Regions from separate parts of the Homo sapiens genome. Here region 1 is linked to region 2. Evidence: chromatin contacts called from ENCODE Hi-C data. All regions are on one chromosome and are shown on one strand. Each heading gives the region's core, a stretch centred on a gene start or an enhancer-like site at or near the end of the contact. The rest is flanking DNA. Distances are from core to core; before and after follow the strand shown. Region 1 holds the start of AP1M1 (adaptor related protein complex 1 subunit mu 1). Region 2 holds the start of NOTCH3 (notch receptor 3).

Region 1 (5,049 bases), core at 2,472-4,971, 1.0 Mb after region 2:
CCAGCCAAGAGAGGCTTTTGATACTAATTGCCCAGTGATTAAGCTCTAGAAGGAATCCGATGAGATGTCAGGACTATTATTATTACCATTATTATTATTTTGAGATGGGGTCTCATTCTCTTGCCCAGGCTGGAGTGCAGTGGTGTGATCACGGCTCACTGCAGCTTTGACCTCCCAGGCTGAAGTGATCCTCCCACCTCGACCTCCTGAGTAGCTGGGATCACAAGTGTACATCACCATACCCAGCTGATTTATTTATCTCTTTGTAGAGATAGGGTCTCCCTATGTTGCCCAGGTCTCAAACTACTGGCCTCAACCTCAAGTGATCCTCCTGCCTCGGCCTCCCAAAGTGTTGGGATTGTGGGTGTCAGCCACCAAGCCCGGCCACAGCTGTGACTTCCCACTGCTCAGGAAGAACATCAGGGTCTGTTCACCAAGAGTTAACAGAAATAGACGCGATATGTAACAAACCCTGTTGGACCTAGTCTCATATTTTGCCCCATTTATTGTAATGTTTTAGAGATCTTACTCTGTTGCCCAGGCTGGAGTACAGTGATGCCACTATAGCTCACTGCAGCCTTGTCAACCTCCCAGGTTCAAGTGATTCTTCTGTTTCAGCCTCCCAAGTAGCTGGGACTACAAGTGTGTGCCACCACACTCAGCTAATTTTTGTATTTTTTGTAGAGATGGGGTTTCATCATGTTCCCCAGGCTAGTCTGAAACTCCTGGGCTCAAGTGATCCTCCTGTCTCTGTCTCCCAAAGTGCTGGGATTACAGGCATGAGCCATAGAACCAAGCAACTTTTTTTTTTTTTTTATTTGAGACTCAGTCTCAAAAAGATAAAATAAAAAAAGAAAGAAAGATCATACCTATTATGATACACCAGGGTTTCTCAAATTTTGTTTCCTATTAGCATCATCTGGGGAGCTTGGAAAAAAATCCCAATAACCAGGCTGGGCGCAGTGGCTCATGCCTTTAATCCCAGCACTTTGGGAGGCCAAGGCGAGCAGATCACTTGAGCCGAGGTGTTTGAGACCAGCCTGGGCAACATGGGGAAACCCCATCTGTACAAAAATCGCAAAATTAAGCCTGGCCAACATAGTGAAACCCCATCTTTACTAAAAATACAAAAACTGATCTGGGCCTGGTGGCACACATCTGTAGTCCCAGCTACTCAGGAGGCTAAGGTTGGAGGATCGCTTGAACCCAGGAGGCAGAAGTTGCAATGAGCTGCTGAGATTGCACCACTGCACTCCGGCCTGGGTGACAGAGCGAGACCCTGTTTCAAAAAAAAAAACAAAAAACCAGAATTAGCTGGCCTTGATGGTGTGCATCTGTAGTCCCAGCTGAGCCAAGGAGGTGAAGGTTGCAGTGAGCCGAGATTGCACCAGTGCACTCCAGCCTGGTGACAGGATAAGACCGTGCCTCAAAAAAAAAAAAAAAGAAAGGAAAAGAAGGCCAGGCGCGGTGACTCACACCTGTAATCCCAGCACTTTGGGAGGTGGGGCGGGCGGATCACAAGGTCAAGAGATCAAGACCATCCTAGCCAACATGGTGAAACCCCGTCTCTACTAAAAATACAAAAATTAGCTGGGCATGGTGGCAGGCACCTATAGTTCCAGCTACTTGGGAGGCTGAGGCAGGAGAATCACTTGAACCTGGAAGGCAGAGGTTGCAGTGAGCCGAGATCGTGTCACTGCATGCCAGCCTGGTGACAGAGTGAGACTCTGTCTCAAAAAAAAAATTAAAAAAAAGAAAAATCCCAATAACCAAACCCTGGCCCAGACCAATTAAAACAAAATCTCTATACATGGCTTTCAGGCCTCAGTGGTTCTTATTGTGTGTGTTGTATTGGGGGGGCTTTTGAGACCCCCACTCCTAACCTATTCCCAGACCAAACTGAGGGTTGGGCTTCTATATCTCACAGCCCAATAATGAGACACAGATGAACTAGGGAGGAAGAGAGTTTTTATTTCTGTAACTGGTTACAGGGAGAAGGCCTGGAAAATATCACCAGACCAACCCAAAATTACAAAGTCTTCCAGAGCTCATATACCTTCTAAGCTATATGTCTACGTGTAGGTGTGCATTCATCTAAAGACGTAAGTAAGTTATAGTCTTTTAACCCATAACTAAGATCTGAGTCCTGAAGACCTTCCTCTGGAGCCTCAGTAAATTTACTTAATCTAAGTGGGTCCAGGTGCTGGGGTGATTACCCTTATCTTATCTCCTGCTAAATCATGGAGGTTTGGGGGAGTTCCTTCAAACCCCAATAAACTTGTTTGTGGAGGCCTGAGGAGTTTCTTCAGACCGCCAATAAAGCTTGTTTAATCCTAAAAGGGTCCTGTTAAGAATTCCTTCATTATCTTGTCATGCTTCAAGGCCCAGGAAAGGCCTAGGCACAACTCTGGGTGGGCTTTTGTTACATCCCAGCCTTTGTATAAGGGCACTGGCTCTCTTATCTTTTAATATTTAACTTAACCCTTGTAATCCCAGCACTTTGGGAGGCCGAGGTGGGTGGATCACGTGAGGTCAGGAGTTTGAGACAAGCCTGGCCAACATGGTGAAACCACGTCTCTACTAAAAATACAAAAATTAGCTAGGTGTGGTGGCACATGCCTGTAATCCCAGCCACTTGAGAGGCTGACACACAAGAGAATCACTTGAACCCAGGAGGCAGAGGTTGCAGTGAGCCGAGATCATGCCATTGCACTCCAGCCTGGGTGACAGAGTGAGACTCCATCTCAAAAAAAAAAAAAAAAAAAAAAGCAAACAACAAAAACCCTCTCTTGGCTGCTTGCTCTGTGCCTTGAGCAAGAATCCTTCCAGCCCAGGAGTCACTTAGCAGTCTTCAAACATTCTAGTTTGCTTCTCTAGAGTTTCGGTCACATTTCTTTCCTAAGCAAAACACTATATAATTACCGAGTTGCAAAAATCATCTTTCCAAACGCCAAAACGGAGATAAGACAGAAAATAAAAGATGTGAGAGGCAGGCATCCTGGGTAAATCACTCTGGTATTGCAGGGTTGGGATCCCCAGGGTACTATGATGGCTAACTGGAACAGAATGCAGGCATTTCTCCAAAGCCCAAGAGTTCATAAAAGCAAATTAAATATGACTCAATGGATTAATCAAGGGCCACCAGTTGCATTACTGATTACTAACTTTGCAGAAATGAAACACGGTATGTTGGGTCAAGGTTCAGTGAGGCTGGTTTTCATAACATTCCAGGCAATAAACAGGCACACTCATTCATTGATAAATGTTGACAATGACAGGTGGTGACTGTTGATAAGGTTTGATTGCCATTCAGAAAGTTTGTTTGACCTCTTTCCAAGTAACCACGACCTTACCTCTCTCTTTTGAGCTTATCACAATTGGTGACTGTACACTTGTTTCATAGACTTCCCCACCAGACTGTGAGCTCCATAGGGCTGGGCCCCAGGTCGGTTTCACCACCAGGCTCTCTCGCCTAACTCGGCCCACGGGAGGCCGTTTCCAGCTGCTCTGGCTCCATAGCTCAGCCTGGCAGCGGCCACTGGGTGCCCTGATTTGGTCGGCCCCGCCCCACCGGGCCTTACTTCCGGGATGCTTCTGGCGGGAGCAAGAAACATGGTTACATACGACGTAATGCGCCTGCGCACAGTCCGTCCTGCGCCTGCGCATTCCTGACAGCACCTCCCGGACCGGACATAACGGTCCCCGCGCGGCTCCCCGAACCGGAAGTGGAGGTGAGCTGTCGCGGGCGGCGCCCGGCCTTGCTCAACGCCCAGCAGTCCCCACCGTCGCTGCCGCCGCCACCGCCCTCGGCCGCTGCCGAGGCCTCCTGCAGCCATCATGTCCGCCAGCGCCGTCTACGTGCTGGACCTGAAGGGCAAGGTACTGAGGGCTCCCCACCCTCCCTGTTGCCAGGCAACCGGCAGGGGCCTCCGCCCGCGGGGACCCACCCTGTTGCTAGGTAACCGGCTTATGAGCCCCATCCTGGTGTGAGGCAGAGAGGCCGGTAGACCTCACCTGAGAGCCCCATCCTGTTTCTGGGTAACCGGGCGGGGGTCTTAAGTGGGTAATCCCCGCCCTGTTGCTACGTAACGCGGTGGGCTGCAGCCACCGCGTTGCCAGGTAACTGACTGCACCGCCCTCTGCTCCCCGGCGCCGGGGCCGGGGGCTCGGGCCTCGGTGGAGGACCCAGAAGCGGGGCCGCAGCCGGCCTCGGAGCCAGGCAGGGCGTCCAGGGGCTGCGCGACCCTTGGCCGGGGGTGGCGAGGCGTGGCGGGGACTGGGTGCTCTCGAGCCAGTCCCGCCTTCTCAGGGCGTTACAGCTTCTGTTTATCGTGCACTTTCTCTCAGTAGGAATTTCTCCACGTTCATTGTGATAGTGAGTTACAAGGATTAGGTGAGGTGAGTGGTGATCACGAGTGCCGTTTTATAGAGGGAGAAACTGAGGCATGGAGAGGTGAAGCAACCTGACCAAGGTCACAATGGTCACAGAGAAGTAGCAAGTCTAGGAGTCCGATCCAGAATCATTCGTTTATTCAGCTGATATCTGGGGAGCACCTACTAATGCCGGGCAGGGTACTAAGCCTGGGGTCGATTTGTGTTTAGCAAAAAACAGTCCCTTTTTTTTTGTTTTGTTTTTGAGATAGTGTCATGCTCAGTCGTCCAGTCTGGAGTGTAGTGGTGCAATCTCCACTCACTGCAACCTCCGCCTCCCGGGTTCAAGCAATTTTCCTGCCTCAGCCTCCCAAGTAGCTGGGATTACAGGCACCTGCCACTACGCCGAGCTAAATTTTGTATTTTTAGTAGAGGCAGGGTTTCACCATGTTGACCAGGCTGGTCTCGAACTCTTGACCTCGAGTGATCCACCTGTCTTAGCCTCCCAAAGTGCTGGGATTACAGGTGTGAGTCATGTGCCAGGGCTCAACAATCTGTGTTCTTACGGTGTTCACAGGCTGGTAGGGGAGATGGATACCCATCTCCAAAAACACAAATAAATGTCAATTGCAGTGGTGTTGAGGGGCGAGTGTGTTATACAGACAGTCAGCCTCAGCC
Region 2 (5,139 bases), core at 818-3,317:
GAAGGACAGAAAGAAATAGAAAACAAGAGGGTGAGTTACAGAATCTGTCGAGCTGAACCTGAGCATGGGCCTACATAGTATATGCCCCTTCCTCACAGGACAAGCCGACTGGACACCATCACCCACACCAGGACCTGTGGGTGTTCGTGAACTCACACTGTGGGTCCCATAACATGGGCTATGGGCCACCCTGAGCTGTAGGCAATGTGAGCCACATGTGTGTGCGTGCACGGGCTTGTGTGTCTGTATGTGGATTTGGGCATGCATCTATTGTGTCTCAGTTGCAGCTACATGTGAGTCTATCTGTACATGCATGTCAGCGTGGGTGTGCCCGTGTGTGTATGAGCTGCACACCCATACGGGAATGCACAGATGTGTGTGCTGTCTGTATGCAGGTTGTGTCTGTTGTGCGTCTGTGTATGTGAACCGTGTAAATGGGTGTACAGCTGTGTGTTGGTGTGACCTGTGTGTGCACCGCTGTGTCTGTGTATGGGTTGGCTGTGTCTGTCCATCTGCATGTGTGAGCTGGGTGTAAGCATGTCCTTGAGTCTTCATCTATGTGCTGTCTGAGTGTGTGCAGGCAGCGTGTGTGCCACACCTGTGTGATCATATTTGTGTGTGTATGTATGTCAATGTGTGAGCTGTGTGCGTGCAGCTGGGTGTGTCTTTCCTGAGCCAGGTGTGCAAGTCTGCGAGTGTGCTGTGTGTGTGCAGGTTTGCATCTCTGTTACGTGACCTAGAGCTATGTGTGCCAGCGAGTGTGTCACAGGCCATGTGTGTGCGCCGCTGGTCCGGCGGAGGCGGCGGCTCCTGCCTGGTCCTGCCCCGTCCGGGCCCCGGGGCTGGGCTGGGGAGGCCGTTCACTCCCGAAACCCCCACCCCGCCCAGCGCCAAGCCCCACACTGGCGTCTGGGACCCCTGGCCAGGGGCCTTGGCCCGCGCCCCTCCCCCGCCCACCAGGCCTCCCGTAGCGGTGAGGGGGGTGCCCCCGCAGCCCCCTCCCCGGCCCAGCCGCGGGTCCCGCTTTGTCTGGCAAAGAAAGCGCGAGGCCGGCCGGAGGGAGGGGGTGTCTAGACGGCGCGGCCATTGTCCCGAGCGGGGGAGGGGAGGGAGGAGAGGAGGAGGGGCGGGGGCCCCTGGCCGGCTGGGGAGGGGCTCTGGCCGCGGGGAGGGGGCGCTGGAGCCGAAGGGGAGCACGTGGGCCCTCGCCCCTTCCCCTCCCCGCGCAGGGGCGGGGTCCCAGGGCCTCCGGGTCCCCGCGGCCAGAGGAGAGAGGCGGGCTGCGGGCGGGGGAGGGGGCGCGCGCGCCGCCGAGGCTCCGGCTCGGAATCCGGCTCCGGGTCTTGCTGCGCGCCGGCCTGGGAAGTTTTCTCCGAGTTCAGAGCTCCCAGAACTTCGCGCCCCCTCCCCACCCCCCGCCTGGCCCAGCCCGCCCGGGGTGTCGGGGGCGGGGTGGGGGGGCTTTTGTGCGAGAGGTCCCCGGCCTAGAAGTACCTGGGCCCCCAATCATAACCTACCCAGGACTCCAGGCGTGAGTTGGATGGGGACGAGTCCCGAACTCTGTACGCACCCCCCCACCTCGAGTCCCTGATCCCCGCACCTCGAGCTCCCAGTCTCGGACTCCTGGGTCCCTTCATCTTCAGCTCTAATCGCTCAAGGGTCCCTGTTCCTTGGGCCTCTGGGGTCCTCCCCATTCTGAATCTCTGGGTCCTCCAGGACTGGCATGAAGCCCGGGGCTCCTGCGCCCCTTCCCCGACCCTGGTTCCTGCCTCCCATGAACCCCCGCCAGCCCCGGCCTTGGGGGTTCTTGCACTCCCCCTCTGCCGCCCTCGTCCCATCCGCCAGGTCCCGGCCCCTCACCTGCAGCCCCCGGCCCCGCTAGCAGCAGCAGCAGGGGCAGCGCCCGCACGGGTGGCGGTGGCGGTGGCGGCGACATCGGGCGACGGCGGCGGCGGCGGCCACGGGCCCCCGGCCCCATGGCGGCCGGCCGCGACCCTCCCCTCCTCCCTCCTTCCCTGGGCTCCGGGCGCGTCCCGGGCCAGCCTCCGCGCCGCCAACTTCGCCGAAGTGAGGCGGCCGGGCCGCCCCGCCCCCAGCCCTCGAAGGCTCGCCCCGCCCCGGGGCCGGCCCAGCGCGCCCCCGCCCCCCGCCCGGCCTCCCGGGGTCCCTGCCCACCCTCCACCCGCACAGCCTGGGACGCGCGGACCCTCGGAAACCCAGGCCGAGCATGCAGTGAGACGCGGGCAGAACCCGGAGTGGCGGGCACACCCAACCTCGTGAACGCCCACGCACCCCATCCCCATCCCCCAGTACACACCCAGAGCCGGACACCTCTGGAGCCGGGACAAAAAACACAGCCTCCCAGAAACTCTGGAAACTGAGGCCAGTCACGTCCTGAGAGGCTCATGGACCCACAGCCACGGACGCACAAATGCAAGCCCATGCACCAAGCTTCCCCAGGACTCTGATCTAAAACATTCACAAACCTAAAAGTCGGACCGGGCGCGGTGGCTCCGGCCTGTAATCCCAGCACTTTGAGAGGCAGAGGTGGATGGATCACTTGAGGTCAAGAGTTGGAGACCAGCCTGGCCAACATGGTGAAACCCGGACTCTACTGAAAATACAAAAATTAGCTGAGCGTGGTGGCGCACGCCTGTAGTCCCAGCTATTCGAGAGGCTGAAGCAGGAAAATCGCTTCAACCCAGGAGGCTGAGGTTGCACTTAGCCGAAATCGTACCACTGCGCTCCAGCCTGGGCAACAGAGTAAGACCCTGTCTCAAACAAAACAAACAAACAAAAAACCGCTAAAACTCACTCAGCCAGGCCAGGAGCCTAGGACTACATTTGCAGCCTCAGACCTCAGACACGTACTAGGAGTCACATGCATGTGTGTGTGTTCACACATGCACACACAAACTCTTCTTGCTCTCAGCCCTCCCAGAAAGCAACCCACTTCCTCTGTGACTCTCAAAGGGTCACCCCAGCCCCCTAGTCCCACCCCCATACCCCACACAGCTTTGGGCCTCAGCCTATCTGGCTCAATTTGATTAATTCTCTTTTCTTTTTTTTTTTTTTTTTGAGACAGCGTGTCGCTCTGTCACCCAGGCTGGAGTGCAGTGTCCCTATCTTGGCTCACTGCAAGCTCTACCTCCCAGGTTCAAGCGATTCTCCTTCCTCAGCCCCCACCCCCACAATCTGCCAAGTAGCTGGGATTAGAGGTGTGCGCCACCATACGTGGCTAATTTTTTCTGGGTTTTTGTTTACTTGTTTGTTTGTTTTTGAGACGGAGTCTCGCTCTGTTGCCCAGGCTGAAGTGCAGTGGCATGATCTCCGCTCACTGCAAGTTCCGCCTCCTGGGTTCACACCATTCTCCTGCCTCAGCCGTCCGAGTAGCTGGGACTACAGGCAACTGGCACCATGCTCTGCTAATTTTTTTTTTGTATTTTTAGTAGAGACGGGGTTTCACCGTGTCAGCCAGGATGGTCTCGATCTCCTGACCTCGTGATCTGCCTGCCTCAGCCTCCCAAAGTGTTGGGATTACAGGCGTGAGCCACCGCGCCCAGCTTCTATTTTTTTAGTAGAGACTGGGTTTTGCCATGTTGGCCAGGCTGGTCTCGAACTCCTGACTTCAAGTGATCCGCCCGCCTCAGCCTCCCAAAGTGCTGGGATTACAGGCGTGAGCCACCACGCCCAGCCTTGATCAATTGCCTTTTCCCAAATCAGTCATGCTGCACAGGCTTCCTGCAGCTCCCTCTGTTCCTGTGGAAAGAATGGGGACCCTGAGAGGCCTGGAGCCCAGCCCTGGAGGAACTTCCAGTCTGGGGAAGAAAAAGCTAGACGCACACACACCCAGTGTGGAGGGCTCAGGGCTGGGCCAGAGAAAGGCATGGAATCTGGGAAGGGCCTGGGGTACACGGGTGGTGGGTGAGGACTTTGCCTGGGAGGGTTATTTATTTGTTCATTCATGTATTCAACAAGTATGGCTAAGGCTCCAGCCCTGTATCACACTCTGTTCTATGGACTGGGGGTGCACCCTGGAGGGCGTCCAAGAGGACGTCCAGTGGGGCTTGGCCCTGAAAGTTGAGCTGGAGGGAAGTCATCCCAGCAGAGGGACTGGCCCATGCCAACAGGAAGGGACAGAGTTGGAAGGGAACGTGTACAGGCCAGAGGTTAAGAGGAGAAAGGAGCCATGCTTACTCCTTGGTATCTGGCTTGGTGATAAGGATGCTGGAAGAAGGAATGGGTTGGGTGGAGGAGAGATGCTGGGTTTGAGGGGGTCACCTACAAGGCAGGTATGGCTGAGCATGGGAGAACCATTCTGGTAGGAGATAGTCACATGGGTATCCCAGAAATCTTCAGACAATTTTTTTTTTTAGACAAAGTCCCTCTGTCACCCAGACTGGAGTGCAGTGGCGCGCGACCTCGGCTCACTGCAACCTCTGCCTCCCGGGTTCAACTGATTCTCCTGCCTCAGCCTCCCAAGTAGCTGGGATTACAGGCACACACCACCATGCCTGGCTTTGTATTTTTAGTAGAGACAGGGTTTCACTATGTAGGCTAGGCTAGTCTCAAACTCTTGAACTCAGGTGATCTACCCTCCTCTGCCTCCCAAAGTGCTGGGATTACAGGCATGAGCCACCACGCCGGGCCAATTTTTTTTTTTTTTTTTTTTTTTTTTGAGATGGAGTTTTGCTCTTGTTGCCCCGGCTGGAGTATAATGGCGCAATCTCGGCTCACCACAACCTCTGCCTCCTGGGTTCAAGTGATTCTCCTGCCTCAGCTTCCCGAGTAACTGGGATTACAGGCATGTGCCACCATGTGTGGCTAATTTTGTGTTTTTAGTAGAGACAGAGTTTCTCCATGTTGGTCAGGCTGGTCTCCAACTCCCGACCTCAGGTGATCCACCTGCCTCAGCCTCCCAAAGTGCTGGGATTACAGGCATGAGCCACCACTTCCGGACTCTTTTTTTCTTAAGACCAAGTCTCGGTCTGTGGCCCAGGCTGGAGTGCAGTGGTGCCATCTCGGCTCACTACAACCTCCATTCCTGAGTTCAAGCGATTCTCCTGCCTCAGTTCCCCCCGCCACCCCAAGTAGGTGGAACTACAGGCCCACACCACCATGCCCGGCTAATTTTTGTGT

What was found. Hi-C counts contacts between places; a loop is a spot of excess contacts on that map.
Region 1: a map of heart left ventricle shows a loop between it and region 2 (6-fold over the local background). The contact joins the promoter of AP1M1 here to the promoter of NOTCH3 in region 2. A Hi-C loop is called at or near these places in 1 of 168 maps with a recorded cell type or tissue (heart left ventricle).

Annotation. Positions count from the first base shown.
Region 1 is chr19:16,194,190-16,199,238 of GRCh38, forward strand. AP1M1 (adaptor related protein complex 1 subunit mu 1) reads left to right here and starts at 3,722. Exons shown (of 12, transcript NM_032493.4): 1 at 3,722-3,879. The coding sequence starts at 3,838. RefSeq lists a silencer at 3,866-4,105.
Region 2 is chr19:15,198,928-15,204,066 of GRCh38, forward strand. It overlaps NOTCH3 (notch receptor 3), which reads right to left and starts at 2,068. Exons shown (of 33, transcript NM_000435.3): 1 at 1,861-2,068. The coding sequence starts at 1,978. RefSeq lists a silencer at 1,138-1,364 and enhancers at 1,951-2,452, 2,453-2,952.